Linked DNA regions of Homo sapiens: region 2 is linked to region 1. A link is a loop called in an ENCODE intact Hi-C map of the cell type or tissue named here. Cell type or tissue: mesothelial cell of epicardium. All regions are shown on one strand.

The links. A loop is a pair of places that touch in the nucleus more often than their neighbours do. Peaks named below come from ENCODE experiments on the same cell type or tissue, not always from the same donor. Only the 100,000 strongest peaks of a DNase experiment are listed, where the experiment ranks them.
Region 2: a loop joins it to region 1, with 7 times the contacts of the local background. A loop is called at or near these places in 1 of 110 quality-filtered maps.

The regions. Positions count from the first base shown.
Region 1 is chr11:134,812,966-134,817,965 of GRCh38, reverse strand. No RefSeq gene overlaps it. Among named protein-coding and RNA genes, the nearest start is that of LINC02714, 80 kb to the right of the region's middle. In mesothelial cell of epicardium, no CTCF peak of the experiment used is centred here; no DNase peak of the experiment used is centred here.
Region 2 is chr11:134,605,845-134,610,844 of GRCh38, reverse strand. No RefSeq gene overlaps it. Among named protein-coding and RNA genes, the nearest start is that of LINC02706, 100 kb to the left of the region's middle. In mesothelial cell of epicardium, no CTCF peak of the experiment used is centred here; a DNase peak (open chromatin) is centred at 2,380.

The sequences.
Region 1 (5,000 bases):
TTCGATATCAGAGTTATGCTGACCTCCTAAGTTAGGAAGGGTACCTTTTCCTTTATTTTTACGTAATTTTTGCAGGATTGGTATTTTATTTTCTTAAATGCCTGATAGATTTTACTAGTGAAGCCCTCTGAGCCTGGGGCTTTCTTTTGGGAAGATTTTTAATTAGGAATTTAATTTGTTTAACTAACATAAATCTAGTCAAATTCCCTATTACTCTTTTCTATGTGTTTTAGTAAATACCGTTTTTAAAAGTGTCCCTTCCTCTATGTTGCAAAAAAATAATGTGGCATACATTTGTTCATAACATTCTCCTGTTTGTCATTTAATACCTGTAAGGTCTGTAGTCATAGCTCCCTTTTTCAATGACTATATAAATAATCTGTTCCTTCCCTTTTTCTTGATTATATCAGACAGAAAGTTTATCAATTTTATTGAATCTTTTCAAAAGAGTAAGTTTTTAAAAATTTTTCTCTAACATTTGTTTGATATCTGTTTCATTGATTTTGGCTTCTCTCTTTTTTTTTTTTCTACTTTGTTTAATGTGGATTTTTTCTTGTTAACCTAATTAGGTGAAAACTTAGATTGCTGATTTTAATATGTCCTATTTTTACTGTAAACTTTTAAAGTTATATACTTTAAAGTATTGTTTTAGCTGTCTTCCACAAATGTGGATATATGTGGTTTATAATTTAGTTCAAGTGTGTTCTCATTTTCATTATAATTTATTTTCTGACTAGTGAGTTCTTTAGAAATGTCTGGCTTAAATTTTGAATATTTGAGAAATACCTGGATATATTTTTCTTGTTGATTTTCTAATTTTATTTCATTGTGGTCCTGAATAGCCTCTCTGTCATGTGAACCCCATGAAATTTATTGACTTTGTGGCTCAATATATGGTCAATATTGTCACAACATTGTGTCTATGTACTCTCAATTAAAATGTCCATTTTGTGGCTACTGAGTGTCATGTTTTCTAAGTTTTAACTACTGAATGTGATTTCATAATACTCTTCAGAATGTATACATCACTACTCATTTTTAGTACAATAGTTCCATTAATTACTGAGAATGAAAATTAAAATCTCAAGTTGTAATTGTAAATTTTTCTGTCTGCCTTTTCTTGTGTCAGATTTTCTTCATCTACTTTGAAACTTTGTCAGTTGAACATACATTTAGAATTTTTTGTTTTCATGAGTTAACCTCTTATCTTTAGGAGAGGTCTAATCTCTATCTCTACATAATACATTGCCTGAAAGGAATACTTTTACAGATATTAATATAGCTTTTCCAGAATTTTTACAATTAGTGCTTGTATGGTATAGCTTTTCTTTTTCCTTTTCCTTTTAGCACATCAGTATTTATATTTAAAATCCATCTTTTTTAATCAATATATACTCAGGCTTGACTCTTTAACGCAGTATAACAAAACATTTTTAATTTGAGTGTTTAGTCCATTTATATCTAATACAAATATTGATATTGGTCCTTGCAAAATCCTTCTAACTTGACATTGTCCTGAAATATCTAGGCAATCTCAAGGACATATAACATATGAGGTTGGTTGATCAACCCATTTTCAAAGCCCATACTCTAACCCACATCTCTATTACTAGCTTAAACTATAGAGACTAATGAGTCAGATACTGCCTTTTCCAGCTTTTCTTGTACTCAGGAATACTTTTGACCGGACTCTGTATAATTAGAGGTTAAAAAAAATCATTTGAGTTTCTAGGGCAACCTATATTTTTGGTAGGAGTAAGAAACTGAACATAGGCTGGGTGCGGTTGCTCACGCCTGTAATCCCAACACTTTGGGAGGCTGAGGAAGGCAGAGCACGAGGTCAGGAGTTCAAGACCATCCTTGCTAACACAGTGAAACCCCATCTCTACTGAAAACACAAAAAATTAGCCAGGCGTGGTGGTGGGCACCTGTAATCCCAGCTACATGGGAGGCTGAGGCAGGAGAATCTCATGAACCTGGGAGGTGGAGGTTGCAGTGAGTCTAGATCACACCACTGCACTCCAGCCTGGGCAACAGAGCAAGACTCCATCTCAAAAAAAAAAAAAAAAGAAAAAAAGAAAAAGAAAAGAAACGAAACATAAAGCATTATTCCTCCACCTCCTTTTTCTGCATTAATTGTGGACTTAGTGATGTGTACTGTGGCAACCATGCATGACCAAGAGAGAAGGGACAAGAGACTTTTAGGTAGCTGCTCCTAAATCATTGATTCAGCAGCTACCTATTTCCAGACTTCTTATTCTGGAGAAAGATAAACCTACAAGCCGCTGAAAGGATTCTTGACTGATTCACCTACACCCCCTCAAAACTGTTGTTTATTTATTACTCACCATTGCCACCAGTGAGTAAGAGCGGTCTGGATGAAACACTGAGAGGTCCCCTTCTACCTGCCACTGAGTGTCAGCCACCACACAGCAATAAGAACCACTCCCCTCAAGTCCTCAATTCTGTTTCTGAGCCTAACCAGGGTACTTCTTCACTTATGGTAGGGGTTGAGGTGGGAGAAAGGGTCTCCCTCTTTCATTTGAAGGGAGCAGCTCTCACTTCCAATGCCCTGGAAGGGCCTCTTCCTTAGAAAGTGTGAAGATTGACTCTGAGGCAAGAAACGTAATGTTGGCACTGTTCATGTCACATTATGTGTAAATTACAATGCCTCAGCTCTTCCTTCTAGCCTTCCCAGCTTCCATCAGAACCGCACCAGGACCTCTCAGTTGTGCACATTGCCTACAGCCCTCTTGCAAAACAGTTCAGGAGTTAATTTCCCCTCATATCTCTCTGACTCCAGTGTACGCTGCAGCATGCATGCTTTTGCAGAGGGGCACCGCTGACCTTCCTGTATTGAGCTCATCTGAGTCCCTGCGCTAGTCCAGGACCTTCATGTGATGATGTCAGTTCCCCAAGCTTGGAGTTACTTCTTAGACTGCGGAGATGCTCCATTAATATTGGTTAGCTTAAAGAAGTTTGAAATGAAGGCTCATAGAAGTCATTTGCTAAAAGACTTTTTATGTTGATGAAAGATTCTGGGAACTTCTGCCCAGCCTGATTCAGGAGTGCCTCAAAGACCCAGAGCAACATGGAAGTCCAAGTCATGAAGGCAGAGGCTTCCAGGGCCAACCTCTGTTTCAGAAGACTCAGAAACCCAGAAGTGGCTACTTATGATGGCAGAGATCTCCAGGATGCTAATTAGCTGTTGACAGGACCCCACCCCAGCTGGAAATCAGGAGGAGCTGCCAGACTGGTAGTACCATTAGGGCAAAGGGTTGGCAGGCTGCTGTTGATCTGTTCCTTCCAGAAGTGGGCCATGGAGGGTATATGACCATCTACTCCCAGCCCTTGTCCCCTCTCTGGCCTGTGGAACTGCTAAAGTCTTTCTTCATTGAGGGCTCAGAGCAGCTGGGGAGACTCAGTCCTCCTAACTTCAGCTGTTTTTCTCTGTTTTTGTTTTCTGTGCTTATTTGGTTTCAACATTTAGCCAACATTAACCAGTCCTAGCATCTCCCAACAATCAGACACTGCAGTTAGAATCCTCCTAATTCTTTCCTAGCAGGTTGCAGCACAGTGTCCCTGCATACACTGGTCCTCATCTTGCCCATGAGTGATACTCTGATAATTTAAACATCTTCCTGAATTTTTCTCCCATGCTTCAGCCTTAGCTGTGAAGGGCTGAGCCATCTTTTCAAATTCTGCTGTCTCACTGACTTTTGGGGGTTTCTGTTTCCTTCCCCAAGTCCCTGTGCACATAGACCTTGCACACCTTACCCCTGAGCAAATTGTTGCATGAAAGCTCTGGGTCCAGATGTCTACTCATTATTATCAGTGGAGCAGAAAAGTCATGTGCTCTTGGTCCCAATATGTGGAATGCAGGAGAGACGGGGAACCAGATGGGGCTGCCTCTGTCCAGGTCAGGACCCTTTATTATGACATTCTCATTATTTCTCCTTCCTGCTCCAATCTGCCCCAATAAAGCAGCACTATATATACACCTATCTAGTCTTGGAAAACCCCTGCAAAACAAAAGACCCATGAAAGGCATCTGGAGATGAAAAGATAAGGAGAGAAGAGATTCTTGAGGACTTGCCTTCCAGATCCTATGTTTAGGTTTCTACAAGAACTTCAAAAAACTGCCATCAAGCTGTGTGTACTCCACAGAGTATAAATGTGGGGTCATAAAGGTTGAACACAAAGGCATGCTTTTCAAGGCCCAAGGCACTGGTGATACTAATAGGATATTCACCATTTCAGAGAATTGGTGGGTCTCGGCTTCCAAAGGGTCAACTTAGCTTGGCAGTGCAAGAAATGTCACTGTGAGCAAACATATAGCAGAAAACTCAAGTGAACATAATTATTACAGTTATAAAAATTTAGGTCAGCATTTCATATCAATATAGATCCTAGGATGTAGGCAAAAACGAACCCTGAACACATGCAAAGAGAGCAATATAACAAAAGGAAGCAAATTTCCAGCCCTTTCCCTCTCTGTCTCTTTCTCTCTCTCTCTCTCTCTCTCTATATATATATATATACACACACACACCTATATAATATAGTAGATATATATAAAATAGTATACATATACACACACATATATCATGTAATGGATATATATAAAATATTATACACACACACACACATATATATATATAGCTATCAACTTAATGCCAGAGACAGTCCTCTGAGACAAGCACACCCAAAAACTATTGGTGAGAGTATCATAAATTTTTATAACCTTTCTGAAAACAACTAGGCATTTATGTCAAGAACCATAAAAACATTTATATTTTTACCCACAATTATCATATTATTGCACTCAGAAATTATTAGAGATGTTTCAGAATATATTTAAAGTGGGGTTAAATAGAATTAAATGGCATAAAGAAGAGGCTAAAGGGAAATGTTTACATAAATTACAGTGAAACCACAAACTATTTGAAATGGTAATTTCTGCAAATGTTTAATAACAGAAAAAATAACTATAATTAATA
Region 2 (5,000 bases), 210 kb after region 1:
ATGGACCGCACGATTCAAAAACTACCAAGCTGGTTTCCCATGGCTTTGCCTGTCTCCTGGGATGTTAAACACGGTTCCGTGTGCACCAGGCCTCGAGGCAGCCAGGGAGACCCCCCATGGGGACTGGCCTGGCTCTCTGGAGCTTTCCATCTGCCTAAGACACTGTCTGAGAAAGGCAGTCCTCAGGGGCCGCACCACAGCTCCTGAGGCTCACACGGCTGCGGAAAGCCAGGCCCGTGCTGCTGGGTGTAGGGCCCAAGCTCCCGGTTCTGCTGTAGCTGCCAGCGATGGCGGGAGGAAGGGAGTGTGGCTGTGGGGAGGGTGTCACAGCAGCCCGAGGGATGCCAAGCCTCCTAGCGCAGGCAGAAAACAGGAGCTAGATCCCTTGTCAGGCACAGGTAGGCTGATAGTGTGTTTGCACAAAGACAGCAAAATGTTACGAAAAGCTAATGCTGAATGAGAGAGATTCAGCACCTCCAGCCCTCAGGGAAGCCGGCAGCCCCCCGGGCGTGGAGCTCCCAGACGGATGGCACCCCTCTGAACTGACAGAGCTTTCTGTGGGCCCCTGCAGGCTGTAGGGAGGGCAGGCAGGAGGGGACAAGTGGGAGAGTAGGCTGAGGGGCTTAGCCGATGTGTCCTTTCCAGGGCCATCTGTGGAAGAGCTGCAGGTAACGTTGGGGCCTCTGCTCCTGACATCTGCAGTCCCGGGCACACACTGATGCACGGCTCTTCTTGAGAGCCCCTCACTCTGCTACATAACTGGGAGATGGACACAGAAGTGCAGAAAGTGGTCCCGGAGTATGAACGAATCTTCCCCAGAGGGACACTTACATCCGAAGCCAGCCCGGGGCAACTGGCAAAATGAGGATGTTTGTCCTCAACATACCTGAGCCCCGCTGGCCCGAGCATTGTCCTCCTGATCCTCCCACCTGCCCCAGCCTATGCCAAGCTCCTCTGGAACCTAACCCACAGCATCTGCTTAAGAGGACCGTCGCGGAGACCGCACCTGCAGGTGTTTCACTCCTTGCTGCTCCAGAACTGCCCAGGTTTAAATCAGCAACCTGACTTCTGATTCTGCCACGTCGGCCCTCACTCTCCCCTACACACAGCCCACACCTTCTTTCCTCCTCCCCGGCATCCCTGCCTGGAGAGCCTGCCTTCCCCTCTCCTAGATGCCCCTGAGGACAGCCTGTTCAAACCCACCAAGCACAACATCCTCCGGTCAGGCTTCCTGATCAGCAGCCAACACCAAAAGCCTGCCTTCCTTGGAGCAGTCCAGCGCGTGCCAACTCCACCCGCACAGCATCTCCACATGCGGTCCCCGCGCACCCAAGGCCGGCTCAGCTGCTGCTCCCCTCCGCGACTCATCTCTCCAGCTCCCGCAGGACCTTCAGCGGCAGGGACCCTCATCCTGAGTGCGTCTGGTGACCTGGAACTCAGTGGGTGTTCAGGAAAAGCACGGGTATTGGTTTCAGCTTCCTTAAGATCTCTTGAAGATAAAAACAAAAACTTTTGTATTCAAAGGAATATCCTCTTGATACTCAGTGTTTGTATACATGATCTGGATGAAGTATCAAGTGAAATCGTCTAAATTAGCGGAGTCATCGAGCCAACACGCCAATGAAAGCTACAAAAGTCCAAAGGTCCTTGATGTATAAAAATTAACAAAAATAATTTTACTTGTGGCAATGTTCTGCACTCAGTGCTAACAGGTAGTCAGCTTCAAAGGACTGAACTTGTTAATAGCTTAAAGTGTGAGTGAACGGGGGTTGTACTTGCTGGTAGGTTGACTACAGCCAATGCTGATGTTCATCCCAGAGTAAACCCAAGTCTTTGTTAATAAAATGCTCAGTGGCGCCATCCAGGGTGGTTGGGGAAGACTAATCATCCCACTCAATTACAGAGGAACAAACATCCAGGAATGGGACATATCCTGAGCACCACTGTGAGGAGGAATTCACAAAGGGGTCATATCCGTGGGGAGCACACAGGGTGATTGATGGGGACCTTGGGATGTGTGAGGCCCATGTCTGTGGGGGCTGTCATAAGAAGAAGGGACCAGAAGCTTAGTCTGGGAAAGAAATGACTCAGATGCAGTGCCGGCTTCCTGGATGTGCAGTCCGGGGCCCTGAGGTGAGAAGGCCTGGTGCTTGGTTCAAGGCTGTGTGGACACCAGCTTGGAAATCTAACCACTTATGAACAAGAGCCCCCGTTTCATTTTGAACAGCGCCCTGGGTTGCATGTCCTGGTCAGAGGGCTGTGGCATGGAAGGTGTGCTTTGTGCTGCTGTGCAGGGGAGAGCTATGAGCATTTGCTTATTCCTTACCTTTTCACAGACTTATGCATTGAGCACTAAGGTAGAGGCTGTTCAGAGGCTGTTCAAACACCAGCAAACCAGTCGGGCAGGGTCTGCTCTGCTGGAGATCATGTTCCAGGGTGGAGAGAAGGTAAAGAAGTAAACAAGAATGTGGGGCAGGATAATTTCAGATTGTGATAATGTTTTAGAGATAAAGAAAAGAGACTACAGTAACAGAGGATGGGCAGAGCTGGGGGATAAGAGACCTGCCTTAGAAAAGGCACCTGAGGCCTGAATCTGAGGGGTCAGTTGTGCAGGCATCAGGAGAGAAATGCTAAGTGGGTACTCATGTCATGAGAAGGTGCCTTGCACACCTGCAGCACAGAGAGGTGCCCGTGGCTGAAATGTCATGGGAGGACAGGGCGGGGAGGGGGTGGTGTGTGGTTACTCTCTGAGGTGACAGAGCTAGCAGGGTCTGGGCTGCATAGGGCCTGGAAGGTTATGATACAGAATTTAGACTTAATTTTAAATGACATAGGAAGCCCTCTCCAGATCTTAAGCAAGGAATAAGTGGGAGAGTTGAGGAGGCTGGTCTGGTGGAGAAACAAGGAAGACATTCACAGTACAGAGCCATGGAATGGGCTGTCATCCTGCATGTGATCAGAAACTGGAGAACCATTCCATAGAAACTGGAGCAGAGGAAAGTCCATGGCAGGTGAGAGGGGGCCTGGATGCTTTCCCGGCTCTCCTCTGGACAACAGGTCAGGAATCCTCCTGAGTAAGATCATTTGATTCAAAATGAGATGCTACTGCTTGCTGGCAGTATAATCTTGGGCAGGGAACCTAGCAGCACGAAGCCTCCAGTTGGTTTGTGTGTTTGTTGTTGTTTTCAATATATACGCTGCAGGTAGCACTTACAACACAAGGACATAGCAGTGATTGAACTACATGGGATGTACAAGTTTCTGAGAATAGTGCCTGGCGCTTAGTGAGGGTTAAGAAATGCAGCTAAGTTATTAGTGACCCATGCAAGTGACATTTTGGAGCATCATTCTGCACAACGTGGACATTAGTCAGCTGGCCTGCGAATAATACCTGCTTTGCTTAAGCAAGCTATGCATCAGTTTTTATATCTGGAAGATGGGATCAAGTCAGTGCCTCATCAGGAGTTCAGTGGGAATGGCAGGAAAGATAGTCTGCCTGATGTCAATGGACCAGGACAGTGGATGAGGTTCAGGAGAATCAGACAGAAACAGCAGCCCAAGACAGGGCAGAAGTTGAGTCAGAGGGAGGCAGCACTAGATCCCAGCTGCTGGGGCAAGGAGCTGTCCAGGTCATGGCTGGACATGTGCATCTTGCTGTCATTCATTCTTCCCTCTGTGCATGTTGGGCTACCGTCGTGCTTGTAGCCAACGCTCGCAGGGACTCTCATAGTTATAAATCTTTCAGCTTATCCCAGCATTCTTGGCTTTAGAATCCAAATCACCAACTGCCAAACCAGGAGAGGAGCAGGTTTCTGAAATATTCTCAGTTGTAAGCATTGAGTGTTCATGTGGGTGGGAGGGAAGAACAGAAAGAGACCTCCAAGATGAATCTGGAGTGGTGCTGTGTATTATAAAATAAGGCAGGTTTGCTAGTAAGTCCATCAAAATCTATACAAATATGAGAAAGTCCCTAGAAAAGGAGAGCAGAGCCCACCTTCAGCACTCCCCACCCTCACAGAACCACACACACTTTCAGAGATGCAGGGCCATTGCCAAGCAATGCAAGATGAGGTTTAAACATGATTGTGCCCTTACTTCATGATTGATAGTTTCTTCCTCCTCTAAGTGAAAAACAAAATAATCCCTTTCTCTAGTCTAGGGAAAATTTGGAACAGGGTGTGTGCCCTTGAAATCAACTTAGAAAAAGCAGATTCAAAGTTCCATTGCCATATGACCTGTAGCCATCACTCCCATCCTCACAACAAGAAAAAAGCTGAACAAACTGAGAAATAACTCTTCTGAGATCTCTCAGAGGATTGAAGTCACGGGCGAAGGATGCTGCAATAGTTGGAGACAGAGGTGGGTACAAAGAATCACAGCTTACTGGGAGCAACATTTCAGGGGCAGAAGCCCTTGCACAGCCGGTTCTTGTAGGAACACTTAAACTGTAATTGACGAATTGCTGGAGGCATGTGACTAGCTTGAGATCCACCGAAGTCAACTTATCTTCAATGGAGGAGCAAAGGCAATTCAATGAAGAAAGAGCGTTTTCAACAAATGGTGCTGGAACAACTGGGCCTCCACATGCAAAAAAGAGAGGAGATCTATACAGAATTCATGTGTCACAAAAATCTCAAAATGGATTATAAACTTAAATATAAAACTCAAAATTTTAAAACTTCTAGCAGGTGACATAGGAGAGAATCTAGATGATCTTGGATTTGGTGATGATTTTTTAAATACAACACCTAAAGCAACACTCCATGAAAGAACAAATTGTGTAAGTGGACATCCGTGAAACTAAAATATTCTGTTCTGTGAAAGACACGGTTAAAAAATGTAAAGACAAGCCAAAGACTGGGATAAAATATTTGCAAAACTCATACTGATAGAGGACTTGGGTATGCAATGAACCCTTAAAGCTGAACAATCAGAAAGTAACCAACTCGGTTTAAAAATGAGCAAAAGATCTGAACAGACACCTCACCAAAGAAGATAGG